Linked DNA regions of Homo sapiens: region 1 is linked to region 2. A link is a contact called in ENCODE Hi-C or POLR2A ChIA-PET data. All regions are on one chromosome and are shown on one strand. The core of a region is the stretch at or near the end of the contact, and the rest is flanking DNA. Distances in the headings are between cores, read along the strand shown. Region 1 holds the start of PPP1R15A (protein phosphatase 1 regulatory subunit 15A). Region 2 holds the start of OPA3 (outer mitochondrial membrane lipid metabolism regulator OPA3).

Region 1 (6,316 bases), core at 3,679-6,178, 3.3 Mb after region 2:
CCAGAGCCCCACCTTCCTCCCCATCCCCGCCAGGAAGCTCAAACCTTGGGGCTCAGGCTGCTGAGCGAGGAGATGGTGGAGGCGCTGCTGGCCAGGCTCAGGCTGCTGCGAGGTCGGCTCCCCTCCATCAAGGGCTGGGGGAGAGAAAGAAAGGGGCTGTGTCTCTGCAGTGACGGGTGTGAGACAGAGATGGGGTCAGGGGCTTGGAGGTCGGAGGAGGCTGCAGAGAAAGAGCCTGTTGTTTCGGGACTTGGGGGGCTGGGGGAGGCCATGGCCCGTGACCACATACCAAGAGTGGTGCCAAGAGAGGTAGGCGGCCCTGGCAGCTGCGGGAGGGGGCAGCTGTCTGCAGCCCAGGCCAGAGAATAGGGGCTTCTTTATTCCTGCCCACTGCACTCAGGCCAGGAATTTGACCCTCTCTGTGCTTAGGGACTCCCCATTCCCTGCCTCCTTCCGGCTGCCCCAGGCTACCTGTCTCCCGCCCTCCCACATGCACCCCCAAACCACCCCTGCCAACTCCCCAAGCCAAGCCCTGCGGCACCAGGAATGTGAACCCAGAGAGCCCCTCCCAGCCCAGCCAGGGAACTTACCCAGCTCTGGGGTCCCAGTGACGGGGGGGCAAGAGGACGGTGTGGGTGCTGCGGCACCTAGGCAGTCTCCCGCCTCCTTTGTCTCTTAGCTGCTGTCTCTCATAGTTCTCAATCTCTCTCCTCACCTGCTCACTCACACTTTTTGTCTCTTTGTCTCCTGTCTCTTACGGTCTCTCTCTCTCTCTCTTCCTTTTACACTACCTCTCTCCCCACTCTCACTTTCTGTGTCTCCCTCTGATCTCTGTCTCTTCCAGTCTCTCTCTCACTCATTCTCTCCCTCTCTCTCTCTCTCCAATCTTTCTGTTTCTGTCCAAATCTTTTATTGTCAGACTCACAGGGTCTCTTCCTTAAGTCTCTGTCTCATTCTCTCTCTCTCTCTCTCTCTGTCTCTCAGTCATCCCCTGTGTCCTCTCTCCTTCACACTCAGTCTCTTCCTCTTTCTCTCTGGCTCTGCCGTTTCCTCCCTTTTCTCTTTCCGATTTCCCTTCTCACTTTCTCCCTTCCTCCCTCTCCCAGTTTCTCTTTCCTCTCTGCTGGTCTTTCCCTGCCTCTGCCAGCCGCCCACGCTGCTGTTCTCCCCTCCCAATCCCGGCTGTCCCCGCCCCTTCTGGCCTCCCCACTACAGCCTGACCTCTGGCTCAGCTGCCCCCATAGCTGAAGGGAGGGGCTTGGGCCCCCCAATTCCCAGGTCCCCTAAGGACCAAGGTTGGGACTTCTCAGTGTTTGGAGAGTTGGACTTGAGGCCTGCACTCCAGGGCCCCCGTGGGTTTGCTGCTGTGGTTGGGGGCCTGAGCCACTGGTGTCCTAAACGGAGGAGGCTTGTGTCCTGCAAGGGGTGGGGACTCAAATTTCCAAAGCCCTGGAGGGAATGGGTTAGGGATCCAGACTCCTGGGTGCCCGAGAAGGTCTGAGCTAGGATCAGGACTCCTGAGTCGTGAAAGAGCTGGGGGTCTGGAAACATGGCTGTGCTTGGAAGGGGCCAGGGACGGTTTGTCCAGGTCCCCTAGGGAGAAAAGGGGATGGTCCCAGTAGGGCAGGGTGAAATGGAGAGTTCCAAACCTCCACCTCAGATCCAGGTGAGAATTCTCTTCTAGACTGAGGACAACTCCCTCAGGAGAGAGACATGATTCCTTGGTATATTTTGAGGAACAAGATTATGCATCCGTAGGCAGGGGAGGAGAGCGGGGGGCTGGAACTGTCACCCAGGGCCTGGAACTTGTAGCAGAAGCGCCCCCACCCGCACAAAGAGTGCCACCCAGGCAGAATCGCGGCTTGTGGGGGCAGAGCTACTGCCTAAGTCTGAAGCAGATGACACCCAGGAGTGGAGCCTTGTGCCTGTGACCGGGAAGGAATCTGAGCTTTCGGTTTAACTGCCATTCACCATGCACCTGTTGAGCACCTACTGTGTGCAGGCACTGTCTGTTGCAGCCACTGAGAAGAAAGCAGTGAGCCCTGGCTGGGTGCAATGGCTCACGCCTGTAATCCCAGCACTTTGGGAGGCCAAGGCAGGAGGATCGCTTGAGACCAGGAGTTCAACACCAGCCTGGGCATCATAGCGAGACCTTGTCTCTATTTAGAAAATGAATTTCTTTTTTTTTTTTTTTTGAGGCGGTGTTTTGCTCTGTCGCCAGGCTGGAGTGCAGTGGCGTGATCTCGGCTCACTGCAACCTCCGCCTCCCGGGTTCAAGCGATTCTCCTGACTCAGCCTCCTGAGTAGCTGGAACTACAGGCACATGCCACTGCACCCGGCCTAAATTAATTATTATTATTATTTTTTTGAGACGGAGTCTCGCTCTGTCGCCCAGGCTGGAGTACAGTGGCACGATCTCAGCTCACTGCAAGCTCTGCCTCCCAGGTTCACGCCATTCTCCTGCCTCAGCCTCCCGAGTAGCTGGGACTACAGGTGCCCACCACCACGCCCGGCTAATTTATTTTGTATTTTTAGTGGAGGCGGGGTTTCACCGTGTTAGCCAGGATGGTCTTGATCTCCTGACCTCATGATCCACCTGCCTCAGCGTCCCAAAGTGCTAGGATTACAGGCGTGAGCCACCGCGCTCAGCCTAATTACTTTTTTTTGAAAAGCATTGAGCCCAGCAAAGTGCCTGATCTCATAGTGCTTACATCCTCATTCTCATTTGCAAGGAATCTGGACCCTGCTGTGACTATCTTGGTCAAGTGGCTTCATTTCCAAGCCTGTTTCCCCATCTGTGAAATGGGAACAATGACACCCTCGCACTCGGGGAGGAAACCAACCACATGTGAAAATAGGAGACTCTAGCCAGGCGTGGTGGCAAGCTCCTGTACTCCCAACTACTCAGGAGGCTGAGGCAGGAGAATTGCTTGAACCCGGGAGGCGGAGGTTGCAGTGAGCCAAGATCATGCCATTGCACTCCAGCCTGGGTGACAGAGTGAGACACCGTCTCAAAAAAAAAAAAAAAAAAAGAAAGAAAAAGAAAAAAGAAAGAAAAGAAAAAAAAAAGAAAATGGGAGACTCTAGGCTGGGGCCTGTGGGCTAAATTGGGGTAGGAGGCCAGGCACAGTGGATCACAACTGTAATTCCAGCACTTTGGGAAGCCAAGGCGGGCAGATCACCTGAGGTCAGGAGTTCAAGACCAGCCTGGTCGGCCGGGTGCGGTGGCTCACACCTGTAATCCCAGCACTTTGGGAGGCCGAGGCGGGTGGATCACAAGGTCAGGAGATCGAGACCATCCTGGTTAACACGGTGAAAAACCCCGTCTCTACTAAGAATACAAAAAAAATTAGCCGGGCGTGGTGGTGGGCACCTGTAGTCCCAGCTACTAGGGAGGCTGAGGCAGGAGAATGGCGAGAACCAGGGAGGAGGAGCTTGCAGTGAGCCAAGATCGTGCCACTGCACTCCAGCCTGGGCGACAGAGCAAGACTCCGTCTCAAAAAAAAAAAAAAAAAAAAAGACCTGCCTGGTCAACATGGCGAAACACTGTCTCTACTAAAAATACAAAAATTACCCAGGCATTGTGGCACATGCCTGTAATCCCAGCTACTCCAGAGGCTCAGGCAGGAGAATCGCTGGAACCCAGGAGGTGGAGGTTGCAGTGAACCGAGATGGCGCCACTGAACTCCAGCCTGGGCGACAGAGTGAGACGCCTACTCAAAAAATAAATAGGCTGGGTGCAGTAGCTCACGCCTATAATCCTAACACTTTGGGAAGCCGAGGCAGGCAGACTGCCTGAGCTCAGGAGTTCGAGAACAGCCTGGGCAACATGGCGAAACACTGTCTCTACTAAAAATACAAAAAATTAGCTGAGTGTGGTAGTGCGTGCCTGTAATCCCAGCTACTCGGAGGCTGAAGAGGGAGAATCGCTTGAACCCGGAAGATGGAGGTTGCAGTGAGCCGAGATCACGCCATTGCACTCCAGCCTCGGTGACAGAGCGAGACTCCATCTCAAAAAAAAATAAAAAAATAAAAAATAACAAATAAATAAATAGGCCTGGAGTGGTGGCTCACGCCTGCAATCCCAGCACTTTGGGAGGCCAAGGCAGGCAGAACACCTGAGGTCAGGAGTTCGAGACCAGCCTAGCAAACATGGTGAAATCCCGTCTCAGAAAAATAAATAATGAATAAATAAATAAATAAATAGGCCGGGCGCGGTGACTCACGCCTGTAATCCCAGCACTTTGGGAGGCCAAGGCGGGAGGATCCCCTGACGTCGGGAGTTCCAGACCAGCCTGACCAACATGGAGAAACTACGTCTCTACTAAACAAATACAAAATTAGCCGGGCGTGGCGGCACATGCCTGCAATCCCAGCACTTTGGGAGGCCAAGGCGGGAGGATCCCCTGACGTCGGGAGTTCCAGACCAGCCTGACCAACATGGAGAAACTACGTCTCTACTAAACAAATACAAAATTAGCCGGGCGTGGCGGCACATGCCTGCAATCCCAGATACTCGGGATGCTGAGGCAGGAGAATCGCTTGAACCCCGAAGGCGGAGGTTGCGGTGAGCCGAGATCGCCCCTTTGCATTCCAGCCTGAGCAACAAGAGCAAAACTCCGCCTCAAAATAACTAACTAAATAAATAAATAAATTGGGGTGGGAAGGCATTGACCCTGAGCTGAGAGAGAACTGGCTCGCTGTTGAAGCAGGGCCACGCATTTGATTGACAGTTCGTTTGTTGGAGGGGCGTGGTCACGCTCGGAAACTCCGCCGTGACGTTGCAAAAGCTGGAATCTCCGCGAGAAGTCCTGTCTTACTTCCACTTCCCACCCTTCGGGTTGCGGTCTCGAAACCCCGCCTCTCTTCGTGACGTCAGCACGCCGGGCGCGGTAGGCTATAAAAGCCTAGTGGCCATTGTGTTCGTTGCTCTTATCGGTTCCCATCCCAGTTGTTGATCTTATGCAAGACGCTGCACGACCCCGCGCCCGCTTGTCGCCACGGCACTTGAGGCAGCCGGAGATACTCTGAGTTACTCGGAGCCCGACGCCTGAGGGTGAGATGAACGCGCTGGCCTCCCTAACCGTCCGGACCTGTGATCGCTTCTGGCAGACCGAACCGGCGCTCCTGCCCCCGGGGTGACGCGCAGCTCCCAGCCGGTGAGTAAGGGGTCGGAACGCCTGGGTCCCCACGGGGCTGGGGGCCCGGATTTAGAAAGGAGAAGGGGTTGGGAGCCTGGAGTCCTGAGCCTGAGGGAGGAGGGATCTGGAAGCCAGATTCTTGGGTCCCCCGTGAAGGAATCATCTGCCAAGTAGGGGGTCGGGTCAGAATGTTTCAGTCTGCGAGGGAGGAGGGTGTGAGGGTTTGATTTGTCAATCTTCAGCAGAATGAGAGAGCTAGGGACTATGACTTTGTCGCCAAGGGAAGCAAGTAAAGACTTTTGTTCTTGGTTCTTGGGACTGGGAGTTCTGCGTCTGAAGAAAGAGAGGGCTGGGGGCTTGGACCCTTGGATCTAAGGCAGAACTAGGGGCTCAGACTCCTGGCTATTGAGAGATAAGAACAGAGCCAAGGGACAGAGATGGGCGTGGCCGAGATCAGAAAGGAATTTGGGACTCTCGCGTTGCTATTTACAATAGTTGTGTTACTATTTCCGTTGCTATGACTCATAGTCACGCCCGGATGCCATCCTCTAAATGGCCCCTAAACTTTATTTTTTTCTCCCCCTTTTCCAGCCCAGACACATGGCCCCAGGCCAAGCACCCCATCAGGCTACCCCGTGGAGGGATGCCCACCCTTTCTTCCTCCTGTCCCCAGTGATGGGCCTCCTCAGCCGCGCCTGGAGCCGCCTGAGGGGCCTGGGACCTCTAGAGCCCTGGCTGGTGGAAGCAGTAAAAGGAGCAGCTCTGGTAGAAGCTGGCCTGGAGGGAGAAGCTAGGACTCCTCTGGCAATCCCCCATACCCCTTGGGGCAGACGCCCTGAAGAGGAGGCTGAAGACAGTGGAGGCCCTGGAGAGGACAGAGAAACACTGGGGCTGAAAACCAGCAGTTCCCTTCCTGAAGCCTGGGGACTTTTGGATGATGATGATGGCATGTATGGTGAGCGAGAGGCAACCAGTGTCCCTAGAGGGCAGGGAAGTCAATTTGCAGATGGCCAGCGTGCTCCCCTGTCTCCCAGCCTTCTGATAAGGACACTGCAAGGTTCTGATAAGAACCCAGGGGAGGAGAAAGCCGAGGAAGAGGGAGTTGCTGAAGAGGAGGGAGTTAACAAGTTCTCTTATCCACCATCACACCGGGAGTGTTGTCCAGCCGTGGAGGA
Region 2 (6,103 bases), core at 1,086-3,585:
AGTTTTTTTGTTTTTTGTTTTTGTTTTGAGACGGAGTCTCGGTCTGTCGCCCAGGCTGGAGTGTAGTGGTGCGATCTCGGTGGAGCAGAGTTTTTAAGGATAACTTGATGGGTGAGGGGAAGCCAGTGAGCCAGGAGTGCTGATTGGTCAGAGATGAAATCACAGGGAGTCGGAGCTGTCTTCTTGCGCTCAGTCAGTTCCTGGGTTGGGGGGCCACAAGATCAGATGGGCCAGTTTATTGATCTGGGTAAGGCCAGCTGATCCATCAAGTGCAGGGTCTGTGAAATATCTCAAGCACTGATCTTAGGAGCAGTTTAGGGAGGGTCAGAATCTTGTACCCTCCAGCTGCATGACTCCTAAACCATAATTTCTAATCTTGTGGCTAATGTTAGTCCTACAAAGGCAATCCAGTCGCCAGACAAGAAGGAGGTCTGCTTTGGGAAAGGGCTGTTACCATGTTTGTTTAAACTATAAACTACAAACTAAATCTCTCCCAAAGTTAGTTCAGCCTTTGCCCAGGAATGAACAAGGATAGCTTGGAGGTTAGAAGCAAGATGGAGTAAGTTAACTTAGATCTCTTTCGCTGTGTCAGTCATAATTTTGCAAAGGCGGTTTCAGTGGTTCTCTGACCCAGCCAATGATGCTAAATTCCCTTATTTTATGTCCCACGTAGCACAACACAGATCACCTTTTTTTTTTTTGGAGACGGAGTCTTGCTCCGTCACCCAGGCTGGAGTACAGTGTTACGATCTCGGCTCACTGCAAGCTCCGCCTTCCGGGTTCACGCCATTCTCCTGCCTCAGCCTCCTGAGTAGCTGGGACCACAGGCGCCCAGCCACCACGCCCGGCTAATTTTTTTGTATTTTTAGTAGAGATGGGGTTTCACCGTGTTAGCCAGGATGGTCTCCATCTTCTGACCTCGTGATCTGCCCACCTCGGCCTCCCAAAGTGCTGGGATTACAGGCGTGAGCCACCGCGCCCGGCAAGATCACCTTTTTAAAGTAGTTTATATTTTGGGTGTTTACTAAGCCCTTTATTTCTATTTATTATTTTTTGAGACAGTCTTGCTGTGTCGCCCAGGCTGGAGTGCAATGGCACAATCTAGGCTCACTGCAGCCTCCACCTACCAGGTTCAAGCGATTCCCCTGCCTCAGCCTCCCAAGTAGCTGGGATTACAGGTGTGCGCCACCACACCCAGCTAATTTTTGTATTTTTAGTACAGACCGGGTTTCACTATGTTGGCCAGGCTGGTCTCGAACTCCTGGCCTCATGTGATCCGCCCGCCTCGGCCTCCCAAAGTGCTGGTATTACAGGTGTGAGCCACCGCGCCGGACCTTACTATGCCCTTTAGATCTGAGCTCGGGCGGCCCCCTCTAGGCAGCCCTGCTGGCCTCAGGTCCCTGGGTCAGCCAGTTCCTCTGAGCTCCGGGGCTCCCACTTTCCCGACCACTCTGGGTTGACAGTGATGGATCAGGAGTATATCTCCCAGTGCTGAGCAAAAAGGCCGCATAGTCTGTCAACCGAATGAAAGGACGGCGTATGAGCGCATTAATGAGTACACAGATGAATGTCCTCTCTGGCTCAAAGTCCTTTTCCGGATTCCCAGGCCATGTCTCCAGAACCCAGACTTCACCCCCGAACCATGCCCCTAATCCAGACTTATTGACTACAGTAAAACTGAGGCACGTCGACGTCCTAAACGGAGGATATACAAGCACCTCCTAGATCAGTGGGGAAACTGAGGCACACGGTGCCGCTTTTGAAATGAAGTTGCCCAAGGACAGCCGGGCAAAGGACCCCGTCCGGTTTCTCCTCAGCCCCTCCCCTAGCTCCTCTATCCTGGAAAGCCCCGTCCAAATTTCTCCCATCTCTCACACTATTGGTTTAACAGGGCATCAGTCTCCAAGCGCTCTCTTCCTTTATCGGCTGGCATTTCCTACTCGCGTGGTGGCTCCTTGACCCGCCCCTTACGCCCCGCCCCGCCCTCACTACTGGGCCACCCGTACGCCCCTCTATCAGAAACCCCCCACTATTGGCCACTGGACTTTGCCGGTTCGGGCTGTGATTGGTCGTAGACAGAAGTCCATCCCCTAAGCAACCACCTGACAGGGGTTGGAGAAAGGAAAAAGGTTGGAGGGAATTCGGGTCAGACTCACGTTGAGCCGGCGGGAGGCAGATATAGGTCTTGAAGAACTCGCTTCGGCGGGCGGCCTCCTTAATACGGTTGGCAAGCGGCTTGCTGACCTGCCGGATGCCCAAGTATAGCAGCTTCGCCATAGGGAACGCGCCCACCACCATCTTGGCGGTCTCACAGGGCACGCGCAACCTTGCTGACTGGGCGGGGCGCCTCAACCTCTTCACTCCTCCCCCGCCCTCTCGTGGCCATGCGTGCGTCAGTACGTATGTACGTACGCTCGAGGGAAACTTCAGAGGCGCATCCTGACGTCACCCCGTCGACGCTGGCGTAGCGACGTCCGTTCGCTGAATATGCAAATATACACGGAAGTGAGGCGGGTCAGGGGGCGGTGCCGTTAAACGGATGCTGGAAGGCGTGTGGATTCCCACGCCCGCCTTGGCCAACGTCACTGTACTCCTTCGTGATGTCACGTTCCGAGTTGGCGTCCCCACCCAAAGGAGGCTCTTAATTAGTCCTAATTAGTCCTATGAGCCCCAAATACACCTTCCTCTGCAAGCTAGGGCTCTCATTGGGATTAAGAGGAAGCCGCGCGGTCATACAGACTTTGGCTGGGATCCCAGCTCTGCCATTTCCTCGCTGTGTAATATTAGATGAGTGGCATAACCTCTCTGGACTTCAGTATTACCGTCTACCAAATGGGAATCCTAATAGCAGTTGCCTCTTTGGGTTGTTGTGAGGCTTCTATGCTAATCTTGAGTGTAAAACAGTGGACCATGGGAAGTGGTTAGAATGGTGCCATTCATATAGTTAAGCGCTCAGTAAATAGCCCTTCTTACTATACAGGTCATGATTGCATTATTAATGCTAAATCCAGCCTGAGGGTGCATTTCACCCCCAGAAGCAGCGAATCCAACCCTTTCCCAAGTAACTGACAAGGAAACTGAGGCCCAGAGCAGGGCAGGGGGTGGCACAAGGTTCCTGCAGAGGTTGATAGCCTGGCATCTTGGCCAATAAAACCATACCCGTTCTCAAGCAACCCAACTTCCTTCATTAGGAGGTAGGTTCCCCAGGGAGCTAGTTCAGAAATAAATTTAAGGACATGTCCCAGACTGTCCTTTCTTACCCAGCAGGGAGTAAAATCATATAAACAATGTCAGGAAGGGGTTGAGAGAAATTCCTGGATGATGGAGTGCTGATGGGTAATTGAGAGATTCTCGGAGGCAGAGGGACAGAAGAAAACAGGAACAGAGGACTGGCCGCCATGGCTCACGCCTGTAATCCCAGCACTTTGGGAGGCTGAGGAGGGTGGATCACCTGAGGTCAGGAGTTTGAGACCAACCTGGCTAACATCGTGAAATCCCATCTCCACTAAAAAAAAAAAAAAATTTAGCCGGGCATGGTGGCGGGCACCTGTAATCCCAGGTACTCTGGAGGCTGAGGCAGGAGAATCGCTTGAACCTGGGAGGTAGAGGTTGCAGTGAGCCGAGATCACGCCGCTGCACTCCAGTCTTGGCGACAGAGCGAGACTCCGTCTCAAAAAAAAAAAAAAAAAAAAAAGGAAAACAGGAACAGAGGAGTGGTGTGTAGGAGGAAACATACATTCAGGACACAGAATCAGGGGGCTCTGGACTTCTTTGGTATCCAGTCTGACTCTCTGAGTGTCCTTTGTCAAGCTCCTGGCACTGAGGGACCTGCGTTTCCTCATCTTTACTGATGGTGCTGGTGTGTGTGTGAACCCTGATATTCTGAATTACTAAGAATGCCAGGATTCCATAAAAACAACCTTTTCCAGGGTCCCTTCCACACGGAAGGTATGCAGAAACTTGGGACTACCTAAGGTCCATCATCCATTTGGGACCAGCCCCCTTCCCATTTTACAGATCGTTTGAGCCTGGGAGGTTGAAGCTGTGGTGAGCCATGAGCTCCACTGCACTCCAGCCTAGGCAACACAACAAGACCCTGTCTCAAAAAACATAAAATTTCTGTCCCCAGGCCGGGCGCAGTGGCTCACGCCTGTAATCCCAGCACTTTGGGAGGCACAGGTAGGCGGATCATGTGAGGTCAGGAGTTCGAGACAAGCCTGGCCAACACGATGAAACCCCATCTCTACTAAAAATACAAAAAATTCGCTGGGCGTGGTGGCGCACACCTGTAATCCCAGCTACTCCAGAGGCTGAGACAGGAGAATCACTTGATCTCGGGAGGCGGAGGTTGTAGTGAGCCGAGATCGTGCCAATGCACTCCAGCCTGGGTGACAGAGCGAGGCTCTGTTTCAAAACAAAACAAAAAAAATTGGCCGGGCGTGGTGGCTGACGCCCAGCACTTTGGTAGGCTGAGGTGGGCAGATCATGAGGTCAGGAGATCGAGACCATCCTGGCTAACACGGTGAAACCCCGTCTCTACTAAAAAAATACAAAAAATTAACCGGGCGTGGTGGCGGGCGCCTGTAGTCCCAGCTACTCGGGAGGCTGAGGCAGGAGAATGGCGTGAACCCAGGAGGCGGAGCTTGCAGTGAGCCGAGATGGCGCCACTGCACTCCAGCCTAGGCAACAGAGTGAGACTCCATCTCAAAAAAAAAAAAAATTGGCCAGGCACGGTGGCTCACGCCTGTAATCCCAGCACTTTGGGAGGCCGAGGCGGGTGGATCACCTGAGGTCAGGAGTTTGAGACCAGTCTGGCCAACATGGAGAAACCCCGTCTCTACTAAAAATACAAAATTAGCAGAGCGTGGTGGCACATGCCTGTAATTCCAGCTACTCGGGAGGCTGAGGCAGGAGAATTGCTTGAACCCAGGAGGCGGAAGTTGCGGTGAGCCGAGATCGCGCCATTGCACTCCAGCCTGGGCAACCAAGAGCGAAACTCAGTCTCAAAAAAAAAAAAAAGAGAGAAAAGAAAAATTCTGGCCCCATCACCTCCATTCCCATAGCTTTACAGCAGTGGGATGGGGTGGGAAGACTACTAGGCCTCCCAGATCCCAGGCCTCCCTCTCTTCTCTAGCCCTCCAGCCCACCAACACCAAAGCCCTGATTTCCGCCATCTCTGTGCTCCCTCCACCCCAGAAAAATCATTGAGTGCATTTTTCCCCCTATTCCTCTCCTCCTTCTTCCTTTCTCTGAGAAGGGTTCCCGGGAAAGTCTTCTGGGAACCTTTGTGAAGGGAGAGGAGGGCCCGGGGGAGCGGGGTGGTAGGAGGGTTGTGAGTGAATCTTCACACCTCAGGAGTCTGTTTACACACCCGTAAGGAGGAAGAGGAGAGGAGACCTTCTCTGAAGGGTGAGGCCTTTTCAGAGCTGGGTGCTTCTTCCTGCTCTCCAGCCTGGTCATGGAACAGTGGCCATTCCTGGTGACCCCTGAGACCAGGGGAGGGAGGGCAGCCTTGGCCATCCTGGGGCATGGGAACACAAGCAGAGATGGGGAGGGGAGAGGGAACCCAAGATGGCTCCAGCGCTGACTCACCAGCCATGGGACCTTGGACTGGTTGCCTGGCCTCTCTGGTGACCGCCCTAGACTAGGGCCTGGGATCCTTCCTGGAAGTTTTTTCTGCTCACAGCCCCTAGTCACCCTTTTCCTGGAATGAGTGAGGTACTCGTGTTTCATAATCCCTCTGGCCCCTGTGCTTCTTCCATTAAAATAAATCCAAGGCTGGGCACGGTGGCTCAAGCCTGTAATCCCAGCACTTTGAGAGGCTGAGGTGGGAGGATCACTTGAGGCCAGGATTTCAAGATCAGCCTGGCCAACATGGAGAAACCCCGTCTCTACTAAAAATACAAAAATTAGCCAGGCGTGGTGGTGCATGCCTGTAATCCCAGCTACTCAGGAAGCTGAGGCACAAGAGTTGCCTGATCCCAGGAGGCGGAGGTTGCAGTGAGCCGAGATCCTGACACTGTACTCCAGCTTGGGCAACAGAGCGAGATTCTGTCTCAAAATAAATAAATAAACAAACAAAAATAAAACTCCAAAAGCTGAT

Evidence for each region. Hi-C counts contacts between places; a loop is a spot of excess contacts on that map. ChIA-PET counts read pairs that join two places held with the same protein, here RNA polymerase II (POLR2A). Pooled maps may share reads with other maps.
Region 1: a loop to region 2 is called in a pooled map, with 34 times the contacts of the local background. The contact joins the promoter of PPP1R15A here to the promoter of OPA3 in region 2. A Hi-C loop is called at or near these places in 1 of 168 maps with a recorded cell type or tissue (sciatic nerve) and 4 of 50 pooled maps. POLR2A ChIA-PET finds 5 or more read pairs at or near these places in 1 of 52 experiments (T-cell).

Annotation. Positions count from the first base shown.
Region 1 is chr19:48,867,493-48,873,808 of GRCh38, forward strand. It overlaps PPP1R15A (protein phosphatase 1 regulatory subunit 15A), which reads left to right and starts at 4,929. Exons shown (of 3, transcript NM_014330.5): 1 at 4,929-5,159; 2 at 5,733-6,316. The coding sequence starts at 5,742. PLEKHA4 (pleckstrin homology domain containing A4) reads right to left here and starts at 1,125. Exons shown (of 20, transcript NM_020904.3): 1 at 591-1,125; 2 at 45-134. The coding sequence starts at 128. RefSeq lists enhancers at 3,874-4,486, 4,487-5,098, 4,757-4,816, 4,927-5,036, 5,697-5,786 and 2 more and cis regulatory regions at 4,576-5,149, 5,336-5,836, 5,996-6,316.
Region 2 is chr19:45,582,467-45,588,569 of GRCh38, forward strand. It overlaps OPA3 (outer mitochondrial membrane lipid metabolism regulator OPA3), which reads right to left and starts at 2,336. Exons shown (of 2, transcript NM_025136.4): 1 at 2,157-2,336. The coding sequence starts at 2,298. RefSeq lists enhancers at 1-444, 445-1,380, 2,216-2,395.